Linked DNA regions of Homo sapiens: all the other regions are linked to region 2. The links are chromatin contacts, found by Hi-C in ENCODE. All regions are on one chromosome and are shown on one strand. The core of a region is the stretch at or near the end of the contact, and the rest is flanking DNA. Distances in the headings are between cores, read along the strand shown. Region 1 overlaps CNNM2 (cyclin and CBS domain divalent metal cation transport mediator 2). Region 2 holds the start of CALHM3 (calcium homeostasis modulator 3). Region 3 overlaps NT5C2 (5'-nucleotidase, cytosolic II).

The links. A loop is a pair of places that touch in the nucleus more often than their neighbours do. Pooled maps may share reads with other maps.
Region 1: a loop to region 2 is called in a map with no recorded cell type, with 3 times the contacts of the local background. The contact joins the enhancer-like site here to the promoter of CALHM3 in region 2. A Hi-C loop is called at or near these places in 4 of 168 maps with a recorded cell type or tissue (HCT116, MCF 10A and naive thymus-derived CD4-positive, alpha-beta T cell), 10 of 37 single-sample maps with no recorded cell type and 10 of 50 pooled maps.
Region 3: a loop to region 2 is called in a map of HCT116, with 5 times the contacts of the local background. The contact joins the enhancer-like site here to the promoter of CALHM3 in region 2. A Hi-C loop is called at or near these places in 1 of 168 maps with a recorded cell type or tissue (HCT116), 1 of 37 single-sample maps with no recorded cell type and 1 of 50 pooled maps.

Annotation. Positions count from the first base shown.
Region 1 is chr10:103,052,068-103,055,785 of GRCh38, reverse strand. It overlaps CNNM2 (cyclin and CBS domain divalent metal cation transport mediator 2), which reads right to left. Exons shown (of 8, transcript NM_017649.5): 3 at 1,320-1,457. Among named protein-coding and RNA genes, the nearest start is that of CNNM2, 140 kb to the right of the region's middle. Within about 2 kb of position 1,730, at least 22 of the 41 ENCODE cell types and tissues checked have a DNase peak (open chromatin) inside an H3K27ac peak, as active enhancers do.
Region 2 is chr10:103,477,015-103,480,894 of GRCh38, reverse strand. It overlaps CALHM3 (calcium homeostasis modulator 3), which reads left to right and starts at 1,655. Exons shown (of 3, transcript NM_001129742.2): 1 at 1,655-2,149. The coding sequence starts at 1,863. It overlaps NEURL1-AS1 (NEURL1 antisense RNA 1), which reads left to right. Exons shown (of 4, transcript NR_120675.1): 4 at 898-1,292. RefSeq lists an enhancer at 3,097-3,880.
Region 3 is chr10:103,095,036-103,098,797 of GRCh38, reverse strand. It overlaps NT5C2 (5'-nucleotidase, cytosolic II), which reads left to right. Exons shown (of 19, transcript NM_001351169.2): 11 at 1,424-1,507; 12 at 2,818-2,859. Among named protein-coding and RNA genes, the nearest start is that of NT5C2, 96 kb to the left of the region's middle. Within about 2 kb of position 2,202, at least 2 of the 41 ENCODE cell types and tissues checked have a DNase peak (open chromatin) inside an H3K27ac peak, as active enhancers do.

The sequences.
Region 1 (3,718 bases), core at 481-2,980, 430 kb after region 2:
GAGGAACAGTATTATCAAAATTAGAAAAAGAATAATAAGTGAAAGACATCGTCTGTTCTTTTATTTTCTAATTATGTATTTATGAAAGCTGTAAGTTCTGTATTAACTTGTGACTTTTTTGTAATAAGATAGTAATTACAGGAATTTTAGAAAATACAGAAAAAGAAAGAAGAAAGAAAAACTTATCTATAAGCCAACCACTCAGATTACCATTCTGAGCAATCAAGTGAGCATTTCTTTCCAGTGCCATGCCCAGGCACGTGTGCTCATGTATACATGTGTGTACACACAAAAACACAACTCTAATCTTAATGTACACATAGTTTTAGATTCTGTTTCTCCCCACTTTGTATTAAGCTATATTTTCTGATGTGATAAATATAATATTGTGAGCATTTCCATGTGTCTGAGAACACGACCTTAAAGAGTTAAACAGCATTCCACCATGTGGTTGCGGCTAGCCTTCTTTTAAACATGGTTTAAGTTTACTGCATGCAGATGAAAGGCACTGGCTGCCTATCAGGGACACCGATGTCTTCTAAAGCCACTGGATGCTTTAGACTTTCTCACACTTCCCCTGGCCACCAGAGCTCAACCCTGGAGAGCATCTGGGGATGGGAGAAGGGTTGGTCAGTATCTTAAGTCCATTCAACCTTGACCTCTCTGGAGCAGTCAGTGCCGGCTGGGTTGGTGGTTTAAACAACATGAACACTTGCCTCCTGAAATGGACTCGAGTTAATCTGATCTGAGGAGGCCATCAAGAAATCCATATCAAAGTTCTTAGAATTTGATTTCATTAAAATCATAAAAGATAAAGATTTAATTGTGAAAACCTAGTTTTCTTCTTTGCAAATCACAGCCCCTGTGTTACCACTGATGTCCAACTGTGCTTCCAGGACAAGCTGAAGAGAGATTGGACTCAATTGTCCATCAAACAAGCTGGTGCCAGGCTGGCACCATCAGCCTGCTCCGCCAGCTGGCTCTCCCACGGACCTAGCTGGAAGGAGATGGCCTGGCCTACTGTACACATGCAGTGTGGCACTAACATTCATCCTTACCTTTCAGACCAATTTTAAGTTACTGGTCCACCCCTGGTAAATGTCTCAGAGGGTTCATGCCGACACTGAACATAGGAGAGGAGAGAATTTAAAAAGAAAAAAACAAAACAAAACAAAAAAACAAAAAAAACAAAACACAAAAGTGGCATTACTTATCACCCCATTTCCCAGTGTCCACCCCCAACCCACCCCAGTCAGTGGTGGGTGAGAAACACGCTTCAGGGTTGGTAGAGATCTCAAACTGTGATAAGCTGCACTTGCCTGTTGCTAGGAAACGGTGCATGGCCAGGAGGAGCTGTGGTGATATTTTAACCTTCATCTCACTGTCTGTCTGCTTAAAGGCAGAAAAATCTTGCTTTCGTTCCCGGTGAGCCACTTTCTTTTTCGTTCTGTTGTCAGCTAAGGGAGGAATTAAAAGAGAGAAAAAAAAAGAAATGCATCCCATGAGATGAGGGCTCTTTTTGAATGAAAAAGACAAAATATATTGGAAGAGCTGGACTGTATTTCCAGATGCAGGCGCTCTATGCACAGATGCCACGGGGAAGGAGGGAGGGAGAGCCAGATCCTCATCAAATCAGCACGGCGGCCTGGGCACCACGCAGTCCGCAGCGAGTGACCGCAGGCAGCCTGATTAGTGAATGTACTTCAGGAAGGTCTGTAGAGGGCCCTTGTGAGCACAGCATCAGGCAAATGCTGACAGAGCCTCTCACAAGACCCACAGAAGCACACAGCAACAGGGCGCGCAGCCTGGAGTGCACAGTCCACTGTTGCTCAATGTCACCATCCTCCAGCAAAGGACCACCACTGTGTACACACAAGGGAGGAGTGTCCCTGCCTGTAAGAGGCCCCTTCCCTCTGCTGAAAGACAACACACAAACAAAACCCCCTTAAGAAACAAACATGAATGCTTTCGCAGAGCAGTGTTTTAATAATATGTTTGCTTCACTGCTACTCCAGACCATGAGATCCTCAAGGTCAAGCAGATACGAATGGGATCCGGACAGAGGTCTGCGAACTTCCTCCGAAAAGGGCCAGAGAGTCAATATTTTAGGCTATGTGGGTCTACATAGTCTCCACACTGCTGTTTAGAAAAATGAAGGAGCATGGCTGTTTTCCAATCAAACTTTCTTTATGAACACTGCAATTTGAATTGCATATAATTTTTGCATGTCACAAAGTAATTGTTCTTCTTTTGGTTTCTTTTCTTTTCTTAAGACAGGCTCTTGCTCTATTGCCCAGGCTGGAGTACAGCAGCACAATCGCAGCTCACTGCAGCCTCAACTCCAAGGCTCAAGTGATCCTCTCACCTCTGCCTCCCAAGTAGCTGGGACTGCAGGTGTGTGCCACCACGCCCAGCTAATTTTAAAATTTTTTTTGTAGAGACAGAGTCTCACTATGTTACCCAGGCTGGTATTGAACTCCTGGGCTCAAGCAATCCTCCTGCCTCAGCCTCCCAAAGTGCTGGGATTACAGACATGAGCCACCATGCTTAGCCATTTTGCAACAATTTTAAGATGTGAAAAGACACTCTTAGCTTGCAGGTCACCAGAAGCAGAGTGCAGGCACCCATGGGCTTTGGTTTACCAGTTCCTGACCTGGAAGGTAACTCCTGCAAAACCATCTTTCAAGTATTTTTCTAGACAAATTAATGATCAAGAAAAAACGAGCTTAAAGACAAGACCCCAATTGCTTGCTCCTTCCCAAGGACTGAGTCACTGCATTATTGTTTCTTGCATAAAGCAAAACAGATTGATTACTAGGCTTTTCCTGAGAAGGCGACTGCAACTTCCACTTTCTGTCTGTCTCAATTCTTTTGAGAACCAGACAGTAGAAATCAATACAGAATTTAAAAATAATTTTCTAATGGCAACAGCTGTCACTCCCAATCTCTATCCAGATCAAGAATATACCTGAAATCGGCCAGGCACGGTGACGCCTATAATCCCAGCACTTTGGAAGGCCAAGGCAGGTGGATCACTTGAGGTCAGGAGTTCGAGACCAGCCTGAACAACATGGTGAAACCTTGTCTCTACTAAAAATACAAAAATTAGCCAGGTGTGATGGCGGGTGCCTGTAATCCCAGCTACTCAGGAGGCTGAGGCAGGAGACTCCCTTGAACCCAGGAGGCGGAGGTTGCAGTGAGGTGAGATTGCACCACTGCACTCCAGCCTGGGCAATAGAGCAAGACTTAGTCTAAAAAAAAAAAAAAGAAAAAAACCTGAAACCACAAGTCCAGCATCTTGAGCCAGTAACATCAGGCAACACTTCTGTATGAGATCAGTCCAATCAAGGCTTAAGAGAAGTTAAACTAACATTTGTATAAAACTGAAGTGCAAACATAGGATCTCCTAAATGGTAAATCGCCTTCCTAATGGTAAGTACTACCCCTGGGCAAACAGAAATACAGACACACTCGGTTTGGGTTTTTTTTTTTTTGTTTTTTTTTTTGAGACGGATTCTCACTCTGTCGCCAGGCTGGAGTGCAGTGGTGCGATCTCTGCTCACTGCAACCTCTGCCTCCTGGGTTCAAGTGATTCTCCTGCCTCAGCCTCCCGAGCAGCTGGGACTACAGGCGCACGCCACCACACCCAGCTGATTTTTGTATTTTTTTTTTTAGTAGAGTCAGGGTTTCACCATGTTGACCAGGATGTTCTCCATCT
Region 2 (3,880 bases), core at 406-2,905:
AGGACACTCTATCCCTCCCTGAGACTAGAATGGGATTGAGGGGTGCTCATGACCCTCCCAGCCCAGTTAGCTCCCCGCCTGCTCCACACCAGCCCTGCTGGTTCAGGGTCACGAAGCCTGGCCTTGGGCCAGGACAGTCCCCTTTTCTGGTCAGCAGCCCAGTGGGTGACTAAGGCTGAAAGGCACAGATGGAGGATCCCAGCTTCCTCCCTGGCTCTGTCCCCGCCAGGGTATGTGACCTCCAACAGCCCCTCTGGGACTGTACCCACCTGAAGTTGTGGTGGTCCTCCTGGCTTGAAGGGTTTCTCACCCCTGCCCCGCCCTCTCCTCCGCTCAGAGTCAGACTCACAGGGCCACTGGTGGCTCTCCCCATCTTCTCCAGTGCCTCATTTCCCTCACACAGGGAAATCTGTCTCATAGGACCTAGAGTAACGTACAAATATGGAAAATAAAAATACTAAGTGGCCAGGCTCAGTGGCTCATGCCTGTAATCCCAGCACTTTGGAAGGCCAAGGGGGCCAAATCACCTGAGGTCAGGAGTTCGAGACCGGCCTGACCAACATGGCAAAACCCCTGTCTCTACTAAAAATACAAAAATTAGCTGGGCGTGGTGGTGGGTGCCTGTAATCCCAGCTACTTGGAAGCTGAGGCAGGAGAATCACTTGAACCCGGGAGGCAGAGGCTGCAGTGAACCAAGATCGTGCCACTGCACTCCAGCCTGGGTGACAGAACAAGACTCTATCTCATAATAATAATAATAATAAGTAAGACCCAGGTTTCTGTCTGTCTTCATCAGAAGTACAGACCACACAGATGGTTACGAAATTTGCAAGACTTATTTGGGATGATCTGACTTACAATATGGGCCAAGTGACCTTTACAAAATTCGTTTTGCAGGTTTCAGGGGTCCCTCAAACATCTGGGCTGTCATCCTTCGGAGAGACTGGAACTGAGACACAAGGAGAGACCTAGTGATGTGGGAGAGTTAGGAGAAGAAGCAGTGATTTCAAACGCATGCCCCTCACACGGAAGAAGGGCAGGGGGAAAGCCATGCAGGTGTGGGCGTGGCACTTGAGCAGCCTCTCCCATGGGCACCCAGTGGTTAATGCACAATGTTTAGCACGTCGCCCAGGGAGGCCATCCCCTTCCGCTACCCCTTTCATGGCAAATGCTGAAACATCGTTGAAGACTCCTCTCAAGGGTCTCCTCTTCCAGGAAGCCTTCGGTCAGGAATAGGTGCCCCTTCTGGCTCCTCCTAGCCTGAAAGCCAACATGAAATCTCCCTGGGCTGAGCTGAGTCGTCATATTTTGTTGTTGTTGTTGCTGTTGTTTTACTATGCCTGTGAGACAAGTTCAGAGTCATGCTTTTGATCAAGACCAGAAAATATACTACCTTGGCTCCATCAGCATCTTTTCCTCACCACACCCAGAATTTGCCTGTCCCCCGAAGGAAGCTCCAACGGCTGTCAAGCCTGAGCATCCAGACCGTAAAGCAAAGAGAAATGGGCCGGGAGGAATGGAGTGACAGGGCGGGGCCCATTTGCCTAGAGGTGCTTTGGGCTGCCCGGTCACAGAGGGTGACTCACTCCCCCAGACAGGAGGGGAGTGGCACCAGGGGACCATTGGGCTGGGCAGGGGAGCCTTTGTGGTGAGAGCCTGTCCCTGCCTTAAGTGCCTACTGGATCCCGGGAGCCTGGGCTGGGGCCTGGGCACTGCTTCCTCCTTGGCCCCTCAGGCCCTTGGAAGCAGAGAGAGAACCTCTTGCAGATCCCAGGCTCGTCCCCAGCACAGCAGACACCAGGAAGGTGGCCAGAGCCTCACTGAGCCGAACCGACGGCCGCCCACCCACCCAGGCTGGAGCCATGGATAAATTCCGCATGCTCTTCCAGCACTTCCAGTCAAGCTCGGAGTCGGTGATGAATGGCATCTGCCTGCTGCTGGCTGCGGTCACCGTCAAGCTGTACTCCTCCTTTGACTTCAACTGTCCCTGCCTGGTGCACTACAATGCACTCTACGGCCTGGGCCTGCTGCTGACGCCCCCGCTCGCCCTGTTTCTCTGCGGCCTCCTCGCCAACCGGCAGTCTGTGGTGATGGTCGAGGAGTGGCGCCGGCCCGCAGGGCACCGGAGGAAGGACCCAGGCATCATCAGGTGCGGTCCCACACCACTCAGTGACCCATGAGCTTTGCCAGGGGCTCCCCAGCCACCCCACAGGCACTGTCAAGTGCACCCCCAGACCCCAACCATTCTCATTATCAGGGGATTCTCCACCCACCCTACAGGTACTGCCAGGTGCGCCCTCTCCTTTCCCCAACTAGGAATTATCGGCTCACAGAGAGCCACTTGCCAGTTTCCACTCTGGAAACATATTTCTGTTCCTATCGTTTGTCACCTTTCCGTGGCCAGTGCTGTAAACATAGGAATGACACAGGATTCCCAATTACCCAGGCCACTCTAGGGGCTGCGGGAAAACTTCCTCTTTGCCCTCTGAAGCTCTGCTGAAAATCAACTGACAAAAGGCAGATTAATAAGAGAAAAGGCATACAAATTTATTTGATTACCGTTTTATGTGCCACAGAACCTTCAGAATAAAGACCTAAAGATACAGAGGAAATGGTTCATTTTTATGCTTAGGTTCAACAAGGTTTGGATAGCCACGCAGAAATAGAATTGGATTAAAAAAGGGATGAACTGATGTTATAGACGGAGTGGGGAAACTCAGCAAGGCCATCTAGGTTCTTCTTGGCCTCTCTATACAGTGTTCCTTTCTCCCAGACACGGGGCAGGACCCTCTCTAGAAGGGAGTCTTATGATCTACAATGAAACTAGGTAGGTCAGATCATTTCTTTACGGCCAGTTTTCAGACAGAAAGGCGGGGGGAAATTAGAATCATATTTTTAGGTTTTATGGTGGCAGCTTTGGAGAAAAGGAGTTCTGGTTTCTATGACCCACCTTGGGGAAGATGGATTCTAGTTTCTATGGCTAGCCTTGGGGGAAAATAAGGAGCCAGAGATTGGGTGGGGGGGCCAGGCGCGGTGGCTCTCACCCGTAATCCCAGCACTTTGGGAGGTCGAGGCGAGTGGATCACCTGAGGTCAGGAGTTCGAGACCACTCTGGCCAACATGGCAAAACCCCCATCTCTACTAAAAAATATAAAAAATTAGCTGGGCGTGGTGTTGGGCACCTGTGGTCCCAGCTACTCAGGAGGCTGAGGAAGGAGAATCGCTTGAACCTGGGAGGCAGAGGTTGCAGTGAGCTGAAATCGTGCCACTGCACTCCAGCCTGTGCGACAGAGCAAGACTCAAAAAAGACAAAAAAAGAAAAGAAAATGCTAAAGCCACCACTGCCTAGAACATATTTACAGCTCACACTGGGTAGGCCATGCACGCACACACCTGGCACACACCATTGGATGTTTTGTGTACAATCCAATTCAGAAACAACATCTGCATCCGGTGCACCCTCAGCCTCTGTTCCATGTTCTCAGGGATCACATCTCCCTGCAATTCAGCTGTGCAGGGTGGGTCACAGGCACTGGGTGTGTCCTTGGCCTTTTCCTCTGGGGTCCAGTGGGCACAGCTCCACTGGGCTCCTGTCCTGTGGCCAATACCCAGTCGAGGTCACTACAGGCAGGGGCAGAGTTGATCTGGAAAGGCGCCTGAGGCCGGTCAGAGGGTGGGCTCCTGGGATGCCTTGTGGGTAGGGGTGTTAGAGGTGCTGCTTTTGGAGGGTTACTGGGCAGGGCTGTCTTAGCTTAGGCTCTCCTCCAAAAGCAGGCTCTGAAAGAATGTGATAATGAGTGGGCAACTGGGGCTTAATCCTTCAGGGGACCCCCTAAGGGCATGCATAGAACACATCTCAGAATTTTCCCACTGAGGATTT
Region 3 (3,762 bases), core at 953-3,452, 380 kb after region 2:
CACCAAGAATATTCAGCTAGAGCATAGGTCTTAGTAGAGTTTTTCCTGTTTCTTGATAGGCAAGAAGACTCAGTATTTCATTTTTCCTGTTTCTTGATAGGCAAGAAGACTCAGTATTGCATTTGTTCGCTTAGCTTCAATTATAATAGCAGTTAGAGGTTTACTGTATGCACATCATCACCATGCTAAGTGATTACATGCATTATGCCATTTAATCTTCTGTATGACCTTGAGTTAGGTATTATTGTTGCCTCTGTTTTATAGATAAAAAACCTGAGAAATAGAGGGATTAAATAACTTGCCAGAGGTCACACAGTTAGTAAGTAGTAAAGCTAAGTCACACCCAAATCATAACTACTGCACTAGATCATCTCAAAAATGTGCATATATGTTACTGTTATTTAAAATGCCTTTAACCTGTCAACAGAGAGTAATGAGGAAAGCTTTAAAGTACCTTAAAAGGCATTAGTGGCAAACCTGATAAAATTTTTTAAAAAATCTGTGGTTAATAGTATTGTACCAATGTTAATTTCATACTTTTCATAATTATACTGTGGTTATATAAGATGTTAATATTAAGGGAAACTGGAGGAAGAATATATGGGAACTCTTTATTTTCACAGCTTTTCTATAAGTCTAGAACTGTTTTAGAATAAAAATTAAACACACATAGTGCCCCAAGATGACATACTTCTTTCTTTTCCTACAGAGTAAAAGTAGCAGAATACAGTATTTTCTCAAAGTACTGTGGTAAAGATTTCTTGTTTTCAGTTTTTGTGCTTCCTATTTTCACCCACCTCCCTTATTTCAAGAAAGAACACTGAATGGGGAGGGTCCGGGAGAATTTGAGTGAAGGAATCTATTTGCTATGCGAGAAGGAAAAGATATTTTTCTTTCCAGGCACATGAGGGGTTAGAATTTCCTCATTTAAGCGCACGTGGGTGTGGGTATTTCTAGGTAGCATCTGCACATGTCATTTCATTCTGCAAGGTGTTTTATAAAACCATAGTGTACACACTGAAAGCCATATCTAATAATCTCTATGTAGAGCATGTTTAAATCAGCTTCTGCTGACCTTTAACACACCTCACATACTTCAAGAAATCTCAAGGTAATTTAAACTCTTTCCTGAGGCAGACATCATGAGGAAGGTAGAGATATGTTGTTAACAGCCATATAACCCCTATAAATATGTGTATAATTTTACATGTAAATCTATTACATACACTGTGTATACTACATATGTTAATACTTTATTCATTTATAGTGATAATGTGGGCTTTTAAGTGCAAAATTCTGAAATCAGCTAACCCTTAAAAGGTTCCCCCATTCCTGTTGTGGACAGAAATCCAGTATTTGACAACTCCAAAGTGTAAAGATAAAAATGTTTTCGTGTTTCACTCATTATCCAATTACATTTCAGGGAAAACTGCCTTTGCTTCTGAGCCGGATGAAGGAAGTAGGGAAAGTATTTCTTGCTACCAACAGTGACTATAAATATACAGATGTAAGTGCTTCATGTGTATATTTATTTATGCAGTGGAATTATTTTGGCCTAAAGAACTGTGAAGACAATGAGGAAGATAGAAGTTTATTAAGTGAAAATAGTTTCTTGCCTTCTCATTTTCAAAGAGTAAAAAGGCAAAAATATACAGGATAACAGTGGTTCTCAAATTTTTCTAGAAATTTATTTTAACCATTTTCACTGATTATAATTGGCTACTTGAAAATTTTAATCTTGGGGTTATTTAAAACATTTGTAAAGATTAAAATGGCTTTTGTGTCTCTTTGGAGCATCATTTCTATAAACTTGAGCAGTCACACCCCTTATTGATGTGTATGTATGACTTTCCCTGCTGTTGGAAGACCTGCAGCAATAGATGCTGCACAGATGTTTTGGCTCTTAGCTGTCAAAATTTATATATCTTTTTTTTTTTTTTTTTTTTTTTTTTGAGACAGAGTCTCACTCTGTCGCCCAGGCTGGGGTGCAGTGGTGCGATCTCGGCTCACTGCAACCTCTGCCGCCTGGGTTCAAGCAATTCTCCTGCCTCAGCCTCCCAAGTAGCTGGGATTACAGGCACCTGCCACTGCGCCTGGCTAATTTTTTTGTATTTTTAGTAGAGACGAGGTTTTAACATCTTGGACAGGCTGGTCTTGAACTCCTGACCTCGTGATCCACCCACCTTGGCCTCCCAAAGTGCTGGGATTACAGGCGTGAGTCACTGTGCCCAGCCCAAAATTTACTACCTCTTAAAAACAGTTTTTTCCCATGATTAAAGCATGTGGAAAAACTGATCTAACTCCTTAACTTCATCTTACTTTTGCTGAGACACTTAAAAATTTATAGTACTGGCAAGAAGTTCCACTTCCCCCAATTCGCTGTACATGTAAACTTGATTTAGACACCTGGTGATTTGTAGTAAACAGTCTTACATAAACCGTTGGTTTGTTGACTTAGTTGGTCTAGGGATGGCAGTAGCGAAGCCAAGGTGATAGGTTATTTCTGTGTGAGTCATTAGTTTTCTCTATACCCCTACCTCATATGCTCCTTTCCTCCAAATGTGTGTTCAAAAACATCTTCCAGAGGAAGTATGTATCCTCCCTGAGAATGTCAGAAGCCTTTTTTTCTTTTTGGTATATGGTAAAGCATTAATTTCTGGCTTCCACTGCCATGATTTCATAAAATTTAGAGGAAACAAGAATGTGGTGAGTCCTATGTTGAAAAAGACATGTTTTGTGAAAAGCTTGTAATTTCTTTAGGTTATATACCTTTTGCAAAAGTAGTATATGGACCTTATGTTAAATTTTTTTTTCCAGAAAATTATGACTTACCTGTTTGACTTCCCACATGGCCCCAAGGTACCGTATGTGACTCAATAGACCACTGCTTTAATAACAATGAATGCATTTAATCATTCTGGAATATTAAGGGGGAAAGAATTGGTCAGAACCCACCCAGAAAAGTCCTACTTTTTAAGCCTATTGTCTAATCTTCATTAACATTAGAAGTAATCCAGGAGCTAGTAGAATTTAAAATCAAATTGCTAATTTAGAGTCCGCAACTTGAATACTTAATAGACAGAAATAAAAGGGATATTCATGTGATATTTAGTAGGATGGGATCAGAATAATTTTATGCCCAAGAAGTTCTATGCAAAATTAAGTTTGTGTGGCAATGAAAGGAATTTTCAGGTTGTGGATGATATTTGATTAACAGAAACAGAAAATGTATGTGTATTCTTGACAACTTCTAGATTTTGTATTAGTTGTTGCTAAGTTTTTGCCAAGAGAGCACTCAGCCTTGATATTTAGCAGAGAAGTCTTCATTTCTGCAGTACGGCTGCACTTAGGTTTAAGGAATACTCCTTGCAACTTAGTCACATACTTACAGAATTTTAGTCCTAGACTTTAGTGAATAAACATCAGCAAATCCCTGTTTTGAGAACACCTGAAATCACAGTGTGCAGTGCCCTTCAGGTTGGTCTTAAAAGGTTAATGCCAGGGTTCCATTTCAGGATAGTCATGATTTTAATGGGCATAACTCAGTATTGTGATTAGCTTACACTGTGAGCCAAAAGCCAGTGTGTACCTAGAGCCATCATTCTGAGAATGTAACCAGTAAAATTTCCTAATAGTTCCATGTTAGTTTGTATACTTTAGCTCTGATGCCTGCCTCTGTCTTAATCTGTCCCTTGGGTATTGATTTGCATCTCTCCCTAGCTCTTTTGAGCTCCTTTTAGCAAATTTCAGGTGAGCACACTT